Linked DNA regions of Homo sapiens: region 2 is linked to region 1. Evidence: chromatin contacts called from ENCODE Hi-C or POLR2A ChIA-PET data. All regions are on one chromosome and are shown on one strand. The core of a region is the stretch at or near the end of the contact, and the rest is flanking DNA. Distances in the headings are between cores, read along the strand shown.

Region 1 (3,926 bases), core at 893-3,392:
TTACTCTGAGCAAAACACTTCACTTCCCTGAGCTTCTGAGATTTTCATGTGTAAAGTGGGAATGATACTGTTCTCTCAGAATTGTGAGGATTAAAAATGTCGAGTAAATGCCCTAAGCCTGAAGCAGGCTCCATGCAAGTCTCTAGGCCACCAATCCAGCATTCATTCCCTGCCTCACTAACCTGGATTTCCTTCCTCCACTTCCATCTCAAACCTCACGTCCGGAGGCCCTCCCCTTACCTTGATGCCCACAACACCGCCCTTGGATTTGATAACTTGGGGGAAGGGACGCCCATCATCCGCCTTCTGGTAGAGTGTCTCATGGAAGAGGATGACACCCCCAATGCAGGGGTTCACGCGGTCGTCAGCTGTCAGCAGCAGCTGGCGGTAGAAGCGCCGGTTCTCCTCGGTGTTCTCGGTGCCAATGGACTGCAGCCGCTTGGCAATGCTCCCTGGGAGTGTCACATGGGAATTAGGGGATCAGCCTGCCACTCCCAACCCTGCACCCTCCACCCATTCTGTCTCCTGCCCGCACCAGTGGACTCATCTGCAGCCAGGATGCCCTTGCCAGGTGCCACGATGCGGTGAGCGATGTCAGACAGCTCCTTCTTCTGCTCCGGGGTCAGTGCTGGATATTGGTAGGGCATGGTGCTGGTAGTAGCAAGTTCCTGGATACAGGAAACAGAGGGGAAGGACTAGTTAGCTAGGGTTTCCCATCATCTCCCGATGACCAGGGCCCCTCTCCTGGAGGTCAGGGAAATGTTCCCTACCTCCCCTGCCCCACACCCAGCAGGCCCTGGGGCACTTCTGGTCCCCAGCTCTCTCTTACGCCCAACTTCCCTTTGCTAGGCCTGCCCCTGTACCTTTCCTAACTCTGTCTGGTGCTGGGTGTTGCCCAGCTGAGGGTGGAGTTGCCCACTGGCAACTGGGGGAAAGGAAAAGGCCATAGCCATGGACAGGTGGGTCATGTTGAAGCTGGACCCTTCTGGCTTGCGCCTTGCCATGGGGTCACCTTGCCTGAAAACAAAACCGAACCGGAGTATTTTAGAATGTAAAGATCGTGAATCAAGCAGAGGGCCCAACACCCTCGTGGGAAAGGGCCCAGATATGGGAAAGGTCTGTGCTTCAAGCCACACAGCAACCCCGGAGCCAGATCTGAGATTAGAACCCAGCTCTTCTGACTGCCACTGGGGTGTTCCTTCCAATCCCCTCAAGATCCCAGGGCTGGCCCGGGCTCCAAGGCTTCAAGGACATCCCAAGGTCAGGCTTTTCCCCACAAGGGAGGGGGCGGGTGGTAGGAAAGGGGCATTAGGAAAAATATAAGAGAGCAAGGAGAAGCCCAGGAAAGGGCGGCGGAACAAGCCCTAGCCCGAGGCGAGGAAAGCGGTAAGCTTTGCCATCGTCACTGTTCCTACGGGGCAAGAACGTGGAGGAGCAAGCGCCTTCCCCTGAAAAATGCTCCCGTCGCTTCGCATGGCTGCAGCTGTTCCGGGCTCAGAATCAAGGTCGCCCGATAAGGAGAGACAGGGAAAGTGTTAAGGGGGCATCAAGCACCGCGGAGGGGTTTCCCTCCTCGCGAAGGGCGCCCCGTTTCCCAGGACAGAAACCAAGCTCCCACTTGCGAGAACCCTGGGGCTGTACATGGGCCGGCCCCCACCCCTCACTGCCTCTTAGGATCCCCGCCAGGGCTAAGGGGCCCTAATCCTTTGCCACAGGGGTCCCTGCAAGAAAAGGGGGAGAATGGTCCTTCATCTCGTCCGGCTTCCTCCCCCGCCATGACTCAGCGCGCGCAGCCGCTGCATTGCGCAGTTAGAGGACCTCAGGCTGGAGGGGCCGGGGAGCCTGTGTGTGCCTGGTAGTGGGGAGACGCTGGCATGGGATGGGGGAGGCCTCCACGCGGACGCCCAACCCGCCACTGCCCCCAAGATCCCTCTCCACGGTCCCTGGTCCCCGCACGTGAAGAGGGGCGCTCACCTGGCACAGGAGAGGGGCGGGTGTGCAGGGTGCGGCGGCAGAGGGCGGCGGGCTGGCGAGTGGATTCAAGGAGAGAACGCGGGACTCGTCACCAGGACCCCTTCTGCGGCGCGTTCCGAGAGGAACGCAGCCGATTTAGCCTCGGAAGGGGCGGCGCAGGAGGCGGGCAGGCGGAAGGCGGCGCCCGGCCTTTTAAAGGCACCACTCCGCCCTCCGCCGAGCTTTTTCCTTTACGAGGAGCGGGCGGCGTCCAATGGCAGGCGACGGACTGGGCTACGGGCCGCCCCCGAGAGGCGCAGCCCAGAGGCCGCGCTAGGAAGGGGCGGGCGCCGAGAACACGATCCCTCCCCACCCCCCTCGGACGTGACTCGGACCACATCCCGCGGGTCGCTAGGGCCCTCCCTTCTGCTCCTTTCCCCCAGCCTGGCGCGCTCTGGGGCGCCGTGACTCAGCCAGAATGTTGGCAATGGGGGAGGGCGGAACGGGGAAGTGGAGGACGCGGATGGAAAAGTCGGAAACGAAGGAAGCTGAGTTTCGCCTCCCAGGCCCAGCGCGCGCGGCCCGGGGCCGCCCCAGCTTCCGGTCTTCGCGGCTGCAGCGCGTGTCACCATAGGGGCCACATCGCGCAGTCGTGCGTTAGCCTGCCTCGCCCGCGGGCTGAATCGGCGCGGAGCCGACACCCTGTCACTGGCCCAGGCGTAAGGGAGGCGGAGGAAAGGGCATCGAGAGGACACGCAGGGAGCGCGAGAAGGCGGCGGAACTAGCGGCGCGCGGAGGCGAGACCTCCCCATCCGAGTTCCAGGCTGGCAGGCCGGGCTGGGTCGCGCATGCGTGCGCGCTCTCCGCCGGGCCGCCGCAGCCAGGCTGGTAGTCCTCTGCGCCACAGAAAACCAGAATGCGCGGCTATGCACCGGCCGCTGCTCGGCCTCTGGCATGCGGGGTCACAGTTCCTGCCAAACGTCTTCCTTGAGCCTGACTTCCTTCTCCAAAAGAAAATCCGTCCCCGAACTGATCTGCCTCCCAGATGCTGAGCCCCCTGCTCCTATCGTCCAAATCTCCCCTCCTCACCTGGACCCCATCTGGACCCTGTTGGCCCAACCCCAACCCCATCCCCACCCCGGCCCGGTCCTGCAAGGGGCCCACCTGCGGCGAGGCCGAAGGAGCCGGCAGAGCCTGGTCAGCAGCGAGTGAGCTAGGGGTTCCCGGGCTGGTTATAAGGCAGCTCCTGCCCGCCCCACATGTGTCCCCGATCTTCTCTAATGACCCCTGCCCTTTTCCCGCCACGGATCCTCTGGCAGGGACCTATATTTAGGGAAACCTGAAGCCCCTGACATTCACACTATCGTGGGGCCCGGCATGGGGGAAGGGGGAGGAAGACTTGGGTCGGCCCTATTGATGGGGAGGGAGCCCCTGCCCACTCACCGGTGCTTCAGAGGAAATTCTTCCTTGGAAATCCAGACGGAGGCCCTTGGTTGTCAAGAGAAATAAATCTTTGGCCAGGGACCTGTGGGAAGGAAAGGGGTGAGGGGACTCGGATCACGTGGCCTCCCTGCCACCCTCCCTGGCTCCTTCTCTAATCTCCCTCCTCCCTTGACTCCCTGCGGTGATGGTGGCTGTTCTGATTCTCTGGAGCCCTGGTTTTTTTTAAGAAGGAGAGTAGATACTGGCACTACACTCACCTCCTAAAATAACGGAGAGTCCGTGGACGGAGTGTGGTTGAGGCACCCCTGCGTACCCGGTACTCAAGGGCCAGACTCCTCCTATAACACTTGTGTGTGGTGAGCAGCGCCACCCCCCTGCCCAACTTCAAATAGAATCGTTGACGTGTGGAGGGGAAGGGAAGCCAGGGCACCTGCCCGAGCACTAGCCCCTCTCTTTTCTGGCCCTCCAGAGGAGCTGCCGTCCAGCCGGCCAAGAGTCCTGCCCTGCAGGGAGCCAGGCCCTGCGCTGCC
Region 2 (3,926 bases), core at 721-3,220, 680 kb before region 1:
TCCCTGGCTGCCCTTCGCAGAGCCTTACTGTTATGCTCTCTGGGGCCTCCTTGGCCTCACATAACTCACTTGGGAATTCGGCCACCCACATCTAGTTAAATCAAGGGATGTAAACTATTGATCCACAGGCCAAACACAGCCCTCAGATGTGTTACGTTTTGGCCGGTGCAATTTTTTTTTTATTTTTTTACACAAATCTGAATTCATACATCATAGGTGGGGCAAAACCCTCCACCTTCCACAACACTTCCTACTCTCTTACTCTTGGCCACTTCACAGTTTCAATTTCCTGCGCAACCACTAAGGGCATCTGAGTTTGAGGCCATGTTTTAATTATGACCCAGCTTTAATGAGCCTCTTTGAGAATCTGATGAAAGCTGGAGACATCTACCACACGCATACATTTTTGCGATTTTAAAGACCCCCCCCTGAACTCCTACTCATACCTCAAGACCCAGCCCAAAGGTGACTCCTCCTGAGAAGGTGTGCTTTTCTGGAATCCCATAGCACTTGATACAGACCTCTACCTATCTAGCCTGATGCCTTTTTAACGTTCACGTGCCAATTTCAGTCACTTCGGGTGGAGTACCTCCAGGGCATACGCATCTTTTCTGCCCTCCCCGTGTTGAGCTTTGTGTTGAAGGCATAAATGAATGAATCCGTGAAAAAATGGGGTTGACCCAAGGTAAGAGTCTAGTCACTAGGTGTTCTCCACTGATCACTGATTCTTCCCATTTAGAACTATTCAGTCAACCAGGCGCGGTGGCTCACGCCTGTAATCCCAGCACTTTGGGAGGCTGAGGCGGGCAGATCACGAGATCAGGAGTTCAAGACCAGCGTGGCCAATATGGTGAAACGCCCGCCTCTACTAAAAATATAAATTAGCCGGCGTGGTGGCGCGCGCCTGTAATCCCAGCTACTCGGGAGGCTGAGGCAGGAGAATCACTTGAACCCAGGAGGCAGAGGTTGTAGTGAGCCGAGATCGCGCCACTGCATTCCGGCCTGGGCGACAGAGCGAGACTCCGTCTCAAAAACAAACAAACAAACAAACAAAACCAACTATCCAGTCTTCTCCTGAGAAAACCTGAACTTGAAAGACACACACACACACACAGACACACACACCACCACCACCAGCACCACCAGCACCAGCACCACCACCACCGAAAGACACACACACACACACACACCACCACCAGCACCACCACCAGCACCACCACCAGCACCACCACCACCAGCACCACCACCAGCACCAGCACCACCACCACCAGCACCAGCACCACCAGCAGCAGCAGCAGCAGCAGCACCACCACCACCACCACCACCACCACCACCACCACCACCACCACCACCACCACCACCACCACCACCACCACCACCACCACCACCACCACCCGCGAACTCTCCAGCCTTCAAACGGAAGCGGGAATGCTGGGGCTCGACCTCTTTGGACCTCCGTTTCCCTGGCCGCGGCCTTACCTGCCGATGACGTCCTTAGGGTCGTACTTCTGGTAAAACTCTTTGGCGGCGGCCCAGTCGGGCAGCTCATCCTCCGGCCCCACGTCCAGCGTCATCCTGAAGGAGGCGGGGGCCTGCGCGGAGGAGGAGGGCAGTGAGGGCAGGGAGGCCCACAGGCTCTGAGACGACCCGCATGGCGGCTCCCGGGGGCGCAGCCCTTGCAGCTGGGGCGCCAGGGTCCTGGGGGGTGGGGGGGGGTGGGGGAAGGACCCGGACTGGGGAGACCCCGCAGAAGAGCCTGGGGGCGGGAGGATGGCAGGGCAGGGAGGGGAGTGGGGAGATGTGCCCAGGAGGCAGGGGGAAGGGGCGCAAGGGCAGGCGGCTGTTGCCGCGCAGGCGCATTCGGGCGGGCGCAGGAAGGGGACGGGGGTCTAGCGCAGGCTCACCTGAGGGGGCAGGCAGAGGAGCCAGGGTCGACGCGAGCTGCGCTGTCGCCGGGTTTGCCTGCAGTCGCTCACCTTAACCCCCGGCGGCGGGCGACAACCCAAGGCTCCGCCTCCATCCTGCCCGCCAATGGTCAGCGCCGCCCGAAGACTGAGGCTCAGAAGCCCTTCCAATTGGAAACCGGCCGCCCAATTGGGGCTGGGGCGTGAGTCGGCGCTCGGCTGGACCTAAGGCTGCAACGCGACGCCGGGGCGCGGCTTCAGACGCGGCCAATCACCGAGTGGCATCTGCGGGACAGCAGAGGGCGGAGCTTGTTGTCACGTGGGCTTGGAGGCCTGGAATGGGACCCGGAAGTTGGGTTTACTGGGAAACGTGATCTCTGGGTGGCGGGGAAGCAGGACCTTCCCGCGCCTCTAGTTCCCAGACTTGAGCAGGGTTCCCTCGGTCTCCTCCAAGCATCCCTAACTGAATTCAGCATTTTCTCTTTTTTCAGACAGGGTCTCGCTCTGTAGCCCACGCTGAGGCTGCAGTGTAGTGGCGCGATCATAGCTCACTGCAGCCTTGAACTTCGGGGCTCAAGCGATCCTCCCGCCTCAGCCTCCCAAAATGCTGGGATTACAGGCTTGAGCCACAACGCCCAGCAAGCTCTTTTCAATATTAGCAGCCTGGCCCAAAGCGCCTGTCCTGAGTACACTCCAGCCCTTAAAACATTTGGACACACGCAGCTTGGACTCCAGCTTGGCCTCTTAGTTCGGACTTAAAATGCCAGAGGAAGCCTTTTCTGTGTCCGCTTCAACTCCTCCTAAATACATCCAAAGCCCTAGCGTTTACTATCTGGGATTTACACACTTTCTCAATCTTCCACCCTCTCCCAAAAGCCTTGTATCACACTCTGTTCTAAACCCACCAGGTTGTTAGATTCTGCCAGGAGTGACTCAGTGCATAGCTCAAACCTGGCATTCACTAACAAATTTTTATGACCGTCTAAGACCTAGGAACTAGACTGAGAGCAATGAAACAACACACACACCCCTACCCTGTGGAGGTTATGTTCCAGCCAAAGAGGAAAAGAATTAACTTATCTCCCTACAGCTATCTTAGAAATGACACTTTGGGATTACAATTATGAGGGAAGAAAAATGAATTCAGGTAACTTTTTATAGAGTACTATGACTCTATACCATCAATCTAAAGGCAAAATTGCAAAAAATCTTGAACTTTACTTAGATTTGTTGTTTGGTAATATAACAGGATAATAATTCTGAAGCTGAGTAATCAATATATTGATGTGACTGGAAGCCAAGGTTCTTAACTGTGGGAATCTGGAATCTGGAATCTGGAATGGGGAAAGTGGAGAAAGAACCCTATGATTGACTGGAATTTTTAAAAAGATTTTTAAAAGATGTAAAGTAGATAACATTAACTATTTACTGGCTCTTACCTCTGCTTTCAGAATGCCCTAAGCAGTAACTTCCCAGTAGAACGCCTAGTGTCTAGATGCTGATTTCTCAATAACAGTACCCAATAAAAGGAACTAAGTCTTTTCAGGAGAAATGGCCAATTTCTAGGCTTCAGCAGGGAAAGTACAAGGTGAGTCTGGAGTGATTTGTGCCAGACATTACTAATGAGCGGGGCTTATCACAAGGACACAGGAACCAGATTGAAAGGGTTTCCATAGGTCAATATCGGGGATAAAAATAATAATGAAGAGCATGAGGGAACTTGCTGATGTGCTGCAAATGTTATATTCCTATAGGTGGTGAGTGACTGACTACACAGGTTTATTTACGTTAAAACATTCGTCGGCTAGGCACGGTTAACTCACGCGTGTAATACCAGCACTTTGGGAGGCTGAGGTGGGTGGATCACAAGGTCAGGTCGAGACCAGCCTGACCAAATGGTGAAATCCCATTTCTACTAAAAATACAAAAATTAGCCGGGCGTGGTGGCACACGCCTGTAATCCTAGCTACTCAGGAGGCTGAGGCAGGAGAATCACTTGAACCCAGAAGGCAGAGGTTGCAG

The links. Hi-C counts contacts between places; a loop is a spot of excess contacts on that map. ChIA-PET counts read pairs that join two places held with the same protein, here RNA polymerase II (POLR2A). Pooled maps may share reads with other maps.
Region 2: a map of HepG2 shows a loop between it and region 1 (29-fold over the local background). The contact joins the promoter of PHKG2 here to the promoter of ALDOA in region 1. A Hi-C loop is called at or near these places in 1 of 168 maps with a recorded cell type or tissue (HepG2) and 7 of 50 pooled maps. POLR2A ChIA-PET finds 5 or more read pairs at or near these places in 2 of 52 experiments (H1 and Panc1).

What each region holds. Positions count from the first base shown.
Region 1 is chr16:30,063,976-30,067,901 of GRCh38, reverse strand. ALDOA (aldolase, fructose-bisphosphate A) reads right to left here and starts at 2,142. Exons shown (of 10, transcript NM_001243177.4): 1 at 1,975-2,142; 2 at 864-1,017; 3 at 536-668; 4 at 241-452. The coding sequence starts at 1,004. LOC112694756 (uncharaterized LOC112694756) reads right to left here. Exons shown (of 14, transcript NM_001365304.2): 5 at 3,654-3,926; 6 at 3,397-3,478; 7 at 536-668; 8 at 241-452. RefSeq lists silencers at 1,825-2,004, 2,045-2,314 and an enhancer at 2,311-3,091.
Region 2 is chr16:30,746,469-30,750,394 of GRCh38, reverse strand. It overlaps PHKG2 (phosphorylase kinase catalytic subunit gamma 2), which reads right to left and starts at 1,970. Exons shown (of 10, transcript NM_000294.3): 1 at 1,905-1,970; 2 at 1,480-1,592. The coding sequence starts at 1,574. RefSeq lists silencers at 1,744-1,883, 1,924-2,223.